Regions from separate parts of the Mus musculus genome. Here all the other regions are linked to region 2. The links are chromatin contacts, found by POLR2A ChIA-PET in ENCODE. All regions are on one chromosome and are shown on one strand. The core of a region is the stretch at or near the end of the contact, and the rest is flanking DNA. Distances in the headings are between cores, read along the strand shown.

What was found. ChIA-PET counts read pairs that join two places held with the same protein, here RNA polymerase II (POLR2A).
Region 1: POLR2A ChIA-PET joins it to region 2 with 31 read pairs in embryonic stem cell. The contact joins the promoter of C230035I16Rik here to the promoter of H1f3 in region 2. POLR2A ChIA-PET finds 5 or more read pairs at or near these places in 4 of 5 experiments (Patski and embryonic stem cell).
Region 3: POLR2A ChIA-PET joins it to region 2 with 83 read pairs in Patski. The contact joins the promoter of H2bc6 here to the promoter of H1f3 in region 2. POLR2A ChIA-PET finds 5 or more read pairs at or near these places in 4 of 5 experiments (Patski and embryonic stem cell).

The regions. Positions count from the first base shown.
Region 1 is chr13:23,429,670-23,432,369 of GRCm38, forward strand. It overlaps C230035I16Rik (RIKEN cDNA C230035I16 gene), which reads right to left and starts at 1,348. Exons shown (of 4, transcript NR_015492.1): 1 at 1,041-1,348; 2 at 560-683. It overlaps n-TAagc13 (a tRNA gene), which reads left to right and starts at 1,743; the gene lies at 1,743-1,815.
Region 2 is chr13:23,553,590-23,556,289 of GRCm38, forward strand. It overlaps H1f3 (H1.3 linker histone, cluster member), which reads left to right and starts at 1,443. Exons shown (of 1, transcript NM_145713.4): 1 at 1,443-2,218. The coding sequence starts at 1,501. The coding sequence ends at 2,166.
Region 3 is chr13:23,619,809-23,622,508 of GRCm38, forward strand. It overlaps H2bc6 (H2B clustered histone 6), which reads right to left and starts at 1,286. Exons shown (of 2, transcript NM_001177653.1): 1 at 1,108-1,286. H1f4 (H1.4 linker histone, cluster member) reads right to left here. Exons shown (of 1, transcript NM_015787.4): 1 at 1,969-2,700. The coding sequence starts at 2,689. The coding sequence ends at 2,030.

The sequences.
Region 1 (2,700 bases), core at 98-2,597, 120 kb before region 2:
ATGTGGAGGGAGTTTCTTCCCACAGAAAACCATTCTCTTTTTGTCAACCCTGACTGTAATAAATAAGCAAAAGAGAAAAGCTAGTGTTGCGGGTGGTCTAAAGTCCCTGGAAAGACCTCGTATGGGCTTTTTGCACAGTTCAGAGACATGGGGTCAAATTTCGGGATGTGTGTTTCTTTTTCTTTTATTTCCTTTCCCTATTTGTTTATTCATTTATTTCTTCATATTTACAGGACTTGTTTTCTAGCTCTGACTAGCTGGTATTCATGAAGCTATCCAGGCAGGCCTCCAACTCACCCCCACCACCCACCCCCGCTGCTGAGATACACCACCCCACAGCTGGCTCTAGAATCACTGACTTAAATGTTTCACTTTCTCTCTTTTAGTTCTAATTATCTTGCTCCGATTTTATTGAGTTTTAAAGAAATAAACATTAAGCCCACAAGCAGAAGTCTTTTTGACGAACTTTCAAAAGAAGAGGCAATTGGACTTGTGCTTGTCTGCTCGAGACCTCACCACAGCCTTATCTGGAACCTGGAACGGGAACCTGGAACCACACCTGATACTGGCACTCCGTAAATCCAAAAGGAAAAGGACAAGTTTGCATTCTCCCTTTTTGCAAATTTTTTTTTAGGCCAAAATCATATATGTATCCACTTCTAATCGAAGGTAATGGAACGTTTCTGAAAGAAAGCAGAAGGATCATGACTCCGGGGTCATCTTCAACTACACAGTGAATTTCGGGCCATGGCTCTACCTCAACAAAATTACCAGTTTCTCGATATTTTCTTTGGAAAAATTAATTTTGAAACTCCTCGAAACAGTGCCTGCAGGGAAGAGAAATTAACCAGGACAGACCCTTTCACTTTTGGCCATGTGGCCTCCGGCAGTGATTTTAAAAAAAGAAGAAAAAAAGAAAGGAAGGAAGAGAAGAAAGGAAAGAGAAAGAAAGAGAAAGGAAAAAAAGGAAAAGAAAAAGAAAAAAAGAAAAAGAAAAAGAAAAAGAAAAAAGGAAGAAAACAGCCAGACAAAGGACTGACCTTGATGAGCGAGCCTTCTGGAGCCGTAGAGACCAAAGAATCGATTTCTGGATACTGTCGTAAAAGTTAGAGGACCTGAGGGATGTGAGGATTGGTGCAGACCAAGGAGTGAGTCAAAGTCGAGCCCAGGGAACTAGATTGCTTTTCTCGGCCGAATGTTTAATTCCCATCTGGCATCTGGATTCTGTGCACAAGGTCCCAGCACCGTTGTTTCCGTGCTCTCCGCGTCCTGGTCCATTTGTACGCACCCCTGTGCGATTCCCAGAACTGGCGGTACCGTCTTTCATTTATAGAGGGCGCAAGTAACCCCGGGACTGTTCCGTGACAACCAAGCCACAATCTCACTTTTTGCTATGTAAAACAAGATGGCCTCAAAGAGGGGGCAATTCTCCTGCCTTAGGACTTCTTTCTTCCCCTTCCCTGCAGTTCTGGGATTATAAAACACCAACCCTAACTCAGGAAACTCTTTCTTAAATACTCCATTTTACTTTCTCCACTTCAGTTTTTATCATCTTGTTCGGATTTTATTAGACATAAAAAAAATCATATCAACAAACACACTAACACCCCCTCCACCCCACCCCCACCCCCACCCCACTCCCACTCCCACAATTTCTGTTTGATGAGCTGAAAATAACAGCGAGCATTGAATTACATCCAGTTATCAAAAGGGAGTAAGGTAGCAGCCACTTACCATCAGAAGGGGAATTAGCTCAAATGGTAGAGCGCTCGCTTAGCATGCGAGAGGTAGCGGGATCGATGCCCGCATTCTCCAGTTTTGCATTTATGCCTGTTTCTTTTCCCATCATACCCTGCTAGAACAAGAACAACCAAATCCGTTACTTCTAACCTCTATAGTTAAATTTCAGAAGTTCTCTCAGCAACCCGGAAGGGCCTAGTTCCTACCACACACTGTTCTCCAGGAAATGGCTTGGAGCTCTGGAGTTGGTATTTCCTGTTTTCCTATCAAGTTCTCACAGCTTTCCCTTTGTTAACGCGCAAACGCGTTCCCTTTGTTGAGACAGGGAAGCGTATATAGCGGTGTTTGGATCTAGGTCGTTTGCTTTTTTTGTTTCAGTTCAGTTACCGGCACTGGAATATCCCGGAATACAGCCCAAGATATGGAAAGAAATGTAGGACCAGCTCTTGTGGGTTGGAACTTACTGTGCCTTGCAGAAACGCCTAGTCCAGGACTATCTAATATATTTTATATCCGAGGCCCAAACGTTATCTTTAAAGAAAAAAATTGAACTATTTTCTATCTTTCTGAAAATTATTTGCTTAGAGAAAAGTTCTGACACATGGGATGGAAGGTACAAGAAATTGCAAGCACAAAAACCCTTGTACAACTTTCGATATGTTGAACTGAAATCTTTGTCAATTACTTTGTCTTACTTAATATTAATCTCTCATTGACACGATTCTACAGGTAACTGATTTTGAGAGCAGGAGTAACGCAGTTTAAAAGGATTAGCACAAAATTAGCAAATATGCGCTACTGATAGGTGAGATTTTCTTTCTTTTTTTTTCTTTTCTTTTTTTATTTTTCGAGACAGGGTTTCTCTGTATTTTCTTTGAACTAAATCTCCTCTTGCATTTCTCCCCTAAAACTGCCATTCCGTTTCCAGCAATGCCATTTGTTTTGTTTTGTTTTGTTTTG
Region 2 (2,700 bases), core at 193-2,692:
TGCTTATCTAACACAAAATTGAGAGAAGAGGACGAAGCCATAAGTTTCACTGTTCTCACACCTCTTAGGGATTTTTATCGCCTGTTTTTAATCTCTACAAAATAGTACAAGCCTTACTACAGAGAATAATCTGCTGTTTTTCAGGATGTAATTATATTTTGGAGTTAAGACCAAAACCACATTTGTGATATTAGCCTCCACAGTCATGAGTGGGAATGAGTGAAGCTTCTTATGGTTTCAAGTTTGTAGTCCCATGGTTGATCCCTTTTCCAGAAACTTTATTCTTGCTGCAGTTATCATAATGATAACTGACTATGAAATGTTTAAGTCCTTTGGTGGATACCACCTGCTAATTCTTTTGTTTGTGACAGACTATATTATATATGTAATATATGTAATGAGGTCAGCAGCTATCATGGAAATTAAAAAACAGATTTTCTTTCACATTCTGCTTGTTTTTAATAATGAAATTCAAATCATTTTAAAACTGGAAATATGCAGAAAACTGTTGTGATAAGTGTTGGCAAGGGGAAACAGCTGCATAACACAGGTCCTGAAACACGGCATATAACACAGCTGTAAACTTTGTACTCTAAACACGGAGTGAGTTGCTAAGTCAGGTTATATCTCACTGTTCTTCAGCTCCCAGTTGCTAAACTTCTGTTCCTTCTTGACCTAGGTATCTTTTTTCTGTACATGTGATAGTTGGTGTACATTTCTCTATCAAATCTGAAAAATATGTGCTTTCAGCTTTTGATCTACAATAGGGATGGCACAGACTCATCACGTCTCCAGAAAATGGCTAAATCACTAAAACAGGAAAACCGAAGGGGAATTACACACTGGTATCTCAAATATCATTAAAAAATCCAATCGATATTTTCTACAATAATCATTCCCCCGGTATGCACTGCTTTCCCATCTAGTGCCAATTCCTACAGCTTGGTGCAGATAGCCCTGGAAGCTTGTGTTGTTGCTTTCTCGAAAAACTCAAATTTCCCTATGTATTTCCGTGAAAACAAGTTATTTCATAGAGTCCTGAAATGATAAGAATGTGAGGAACCATGTCCTGAAACAAAAGTTTGCTAATGACCGCGAGAGAAGTAGTATTTTTAAGGAAAACCTTAAAGTTGTCCCAATTTTCGTCAAGTTTGAAAGAGAGTTGGGGCAATCAGAGAAGTTTCAGGGTGCCGATTTTGAACATAGGTGCACAAATTAAGGCAAGAATGTAGCCTACAGGCTCTCGGATCAGTTTCCCCCAAGTCCCTAATTATTTCGTGCCCATATTTTTTATATTTTTATACTTTTTTGAGGGGCAACAAACACAGCCACAAGGCAAAGCTGAAGATCCTTTCTCTGGCAACGCGGCGCACGGCGCACGGCGCAGGGAACCAATCACCACGCAGCTTCTCTCTATATAAACCCAGAGCCTGCAGCACTGGGAACAACCTTCTCTGACTGTTTGTGCTTACTTTTTGCTTTACTAGTAAAGCTTAGAACATGTCCGAGACCGCTCCCGCGGCGCCTGCTGCCCCTGCACCTGTGGAGAAGACACCTGTGAAGAAGAAGGCGAAGAAGACCGGCGCCGCTGCTGGGAAGCGCAAGGCGTCCGGACCCCCGGTGTCCGAGCTCATCACCAAGGCTGTGGCCGCCTCCAAGGAGCGCAGCGGCGTGTCCCTGGCTGCGCTCAAGAAGGCGCTGGCGGCCGCGGGGTACGATGTGGAGAAGAACAACAGCCGCATCAAGCTCGGGCTGAAGAGCCTGGTGAGCAAGGGTACCCTGGTGCAGACCAAGGGCACCGGCGCCTCCGGCTCCTTCAAACTCAACAAGAAGGCGGCTTCCGGTGAGGCTAAGCCCAAGGCTAAGAAGGCAGGCGCGGCCAAGGCCAAGAAGCCTGCGGGAGCAGCCAAGAAGCCTAAGAAGGCGACTGGTGCTGCCACACCCAAAAAGACGGCCAAGAAGACTCCGAAGAAGGCGAAGAAGCCTGCGGCGGCTGCCGGCGCCAAGAAAGTTTCCAAGAGTCCCAAGAAGGTGAAGGCTGCTAAGCCCAAGAAGGCAGCAAAGAGTCCAGCCAAGGCCAAGGCTCCCAAGGCTAAGGCTTCCAAGCCTAAAGCTTCTAAGCCGAAGGCCACCAAGGCAAAGAAGGCTGCCCCTCGCAAGAAGTAGAGTGGTGCGTCCTGCTTTGAAAATCTCAAACGGCTCTTTTCAGAGCCACCCACAACCTCATTCAAAAGAGCTGAGCCTTTTTCTGGTTTTCTCATGGTATGTCCGCTGACTCTGGCTATGTGTTCCGAAGCAGATCAATTCTGTGCACTTTGTTATGGGTACATTTAGGAGCATCTATAAACTCTAGTTGAGCGATAGATTGTATCATTTTCAGCTCTAGCTGGACTTCTGGCCGGCAGTTTTTTGCTTCTGTGTGTGCTCCACACACGTGTTCATATTCCAAGAGTTTGGCGGGAAGTCCTTTCTAATGTCGCCTAGGCGTGATAAGGCATTAGGGGGGTTCTCTAGGAAGCTACTCTCACAATAGTGGCTACAGGCTGGAGCCTCTGTTTTAAGTTTTCCAATCCGGCTACACAAGGTGGTTTTGAGAATTAACCAATCAAGCCGTACTTTCAGTCATGGGTGTTGCACCAATCAGAGATTGTGATATTAAGATTTACATTTACGTACTGGGACGCTGGCGTTTTTTCTCTG
Region 3 (2,700 bases), core at 36-2,535, 66 kb after region 2:
TTCCTCCTTCTGGCTTCAGCCTGCTTCCTGCTTTCCAGGTGTAACAAGTGCACCACCACTATGGGCAAGGGGCACCTAGGACACATACTTGTTGAAAGCTGCCAAAGACGTGAACTAAGTAACTGTTTAAGATACAGTAACAGAGAACCTAATCATCCCTGATTGCTTTTCCTTCTGCCAGAGCATAATCTCTGCCAGTGGCAAATCCAGTCACATTGAAATTGGCCTGCTTGCAAAGCAAGCATCTACAAACAACCACATTTCTGTGGGAACTCTTGTCTTAAACCCTTTTTCTATAAGACACATACCTTATAAAAAGAAAAGGTTGTGGGTTGGAATGAAGAAGAAAGCAAAAGCTCCAATTGAAACGAAATTGTTTGAGAGTGCTCATTTGTGCTCAAGGAGAGCAATCTCGGGATGCTAAGGTCGGTTCAGTCTCTAGAAGAGGAACTTGGATACGTAAGCGCACAGATAAAGAGCTGCATGCTTAAAACATCTTTAGTTAATTTTAGTACCTATAATTGATAGCAAATTAACTATTCTGAACTTGTATGCCATGTGGATGTATGTGCCAGTGAGTGTGTGGTTCCCTGAAACCATTACGATCACCCTCATTTCCAGGGCACCACCGAGTTCACATAAACACAAGTTTGAAGCATGAGAACCCTGGCAGGCATGGTAGTACACGGGAATAAATTTCACTTGGGAAGGATTGAAAATTCCGGGCTAACTTGGCCTATACTTCTTGATCACATGTCCAACAGATTGAGAAAAAACAAACAAACAAACAAACAAACAAACAAAAACCAAAAAACCGCATAGTTTTAAGTTTAAGGATACTTGAAACAACAACAACTCATTTGTTGAAAGAATGCCTGGCTCTTTAAAGTCCTTGAAATCATTCGTGCAAATGCGCACTTGGTTTGTTTTCTTGGTAACAGGCTTGGTGCTCTGCCAGCTTCCTGGGCAATGCAGGAGAATGGCAGTCTGGATCAACTGAGATATGACGGTTACTCGCTTTTTGTAATGCGGCACGATGCAGGCAATGTGCTTTAAAATGTAATTGATGCCCATGGCCTTGGATAAGATGCTCATGTTGGGGCTCACCTGCTTCAGCACGTTGTACACTTGCTAGAAGCTCTCCTTTCAGTAGCGTTTGCGCTCCTTGTCCTTCTGTTTGTTGATGGCAGCTTCTAAGAATCCTTCTGTGGGGCAGGCTCGGACTTCGCCAGCTCAGGGATTGTGTAAAATTTAACTCCCTCCCTTGGGCACACTAAACATTTGGTAAAATACCTACTCCGTCACCAGTTAACACCACATTCATTTACATTACGCAGTATTCAAATGAGGTTAATAAGATTTCTTTCAGGATTGGGTTAGTTTTAGTGTTTCGTCACGAACAGGAACGTAAACGACACTTGAAGGTCTACTGTCTCATTGGCTGTCTTGTCACTTCGCTTTCACCAATCGGGACGTACGAATTAAACTGCACAAATCTGCTATAGCTAACCTATTTAAGCACGATCGCTATCAAACATGGGGGAACACAGAAAAAAAAGTACTCTAGTTGGGTTTGTATGCTTGATTTCAGCAGTCAGAACTGAGATGAGATGCGGGTGGGGTTGTCAGGACATCGATCCTGCTCTTTACGCACTGAATCGCTCAATGCTTAAGATTCTATCTCTAAATCATTCTGCTATCTCCCTTAAAAGTTATCGACGTGGCAGCCGGGAGTAAACTACTTCATTCCCATGGTCTCTAAGGGTCACTTGTGGGATATGAACTTACCCACCACCACCACACATACAGGAGATTATGTACAGACCTTCAGATAGCTAAGCTAGAGTTAACACCATTGCGCACACCCACATATCCCCAGCCTCCTCTGCTAAGCTCAGCCCACTAAGGTTTGTTCCCACCCTAACCACACCCCCTGTGAATGTGCAACAGCTCTTTTACTGAGAGTTGTGGGTGGCTCTGAAAAGAGCCTTTGGGTTGTTGGGCTTCTAAGCAGTTGGCCAAAGAAAATTTACTTTTTCTTGGCTGCGGTTTTCTTTGGCTTAGCTGCCTTAGGCTTGGAGGTTTTTGGTTTGGCCGCTTTAGGCTTTACCGTTTTCGCCTTGGCAGGGCTCTTGGGCGCCTTCTTAGCCTTAGTTGCCTTTGCCTTCTTCGGGCTCTTAGCTTTTTTGGCTCCTGCAGCTGCAGCTGGCTTCTTCGCTTTCTTTGGAGTCTTCTTGGTGCTCTTCTTGGCGGTGGCTGTCCCCGCAGCCTTCTTGGGCTTCTTGGCTGCGCCCGCAGGCTTCTTCGCCTTGGCCGCGCCTGCCCTTTTTGCTTTGGGCTTAGCCTCACCGGAAGCCGCCTTCTTGTTGAGTTTGAAGGAGCCGGAGGCGCCGGTGCCCTTGGTCTGCACCAGGGTACCCTTGCTCACCAGGCTCTTCAGGCCGAGCTTGATGCGGCTGTTGTTCTTCTCCACATCGTACCCCGCGGCCGCCAGCGCCTTCTTGAGCGCAGCCAGGGACACGCCGCTGCGCTCCTTGGAGGCGGCCACAGCCTTGGTGATGAGTTCGGACACCGGGGGTCCGGAGGTTTTGCGCTTCGCGCCACCTGCGGCCTTGCGGGCCTTCTTCTTGACGGGTGTCTTCTCGGCGGGGGCCGGTGCGGCGGGCGCAGCAGGCGCGGTCTCGGACATGGCGAAGCGTG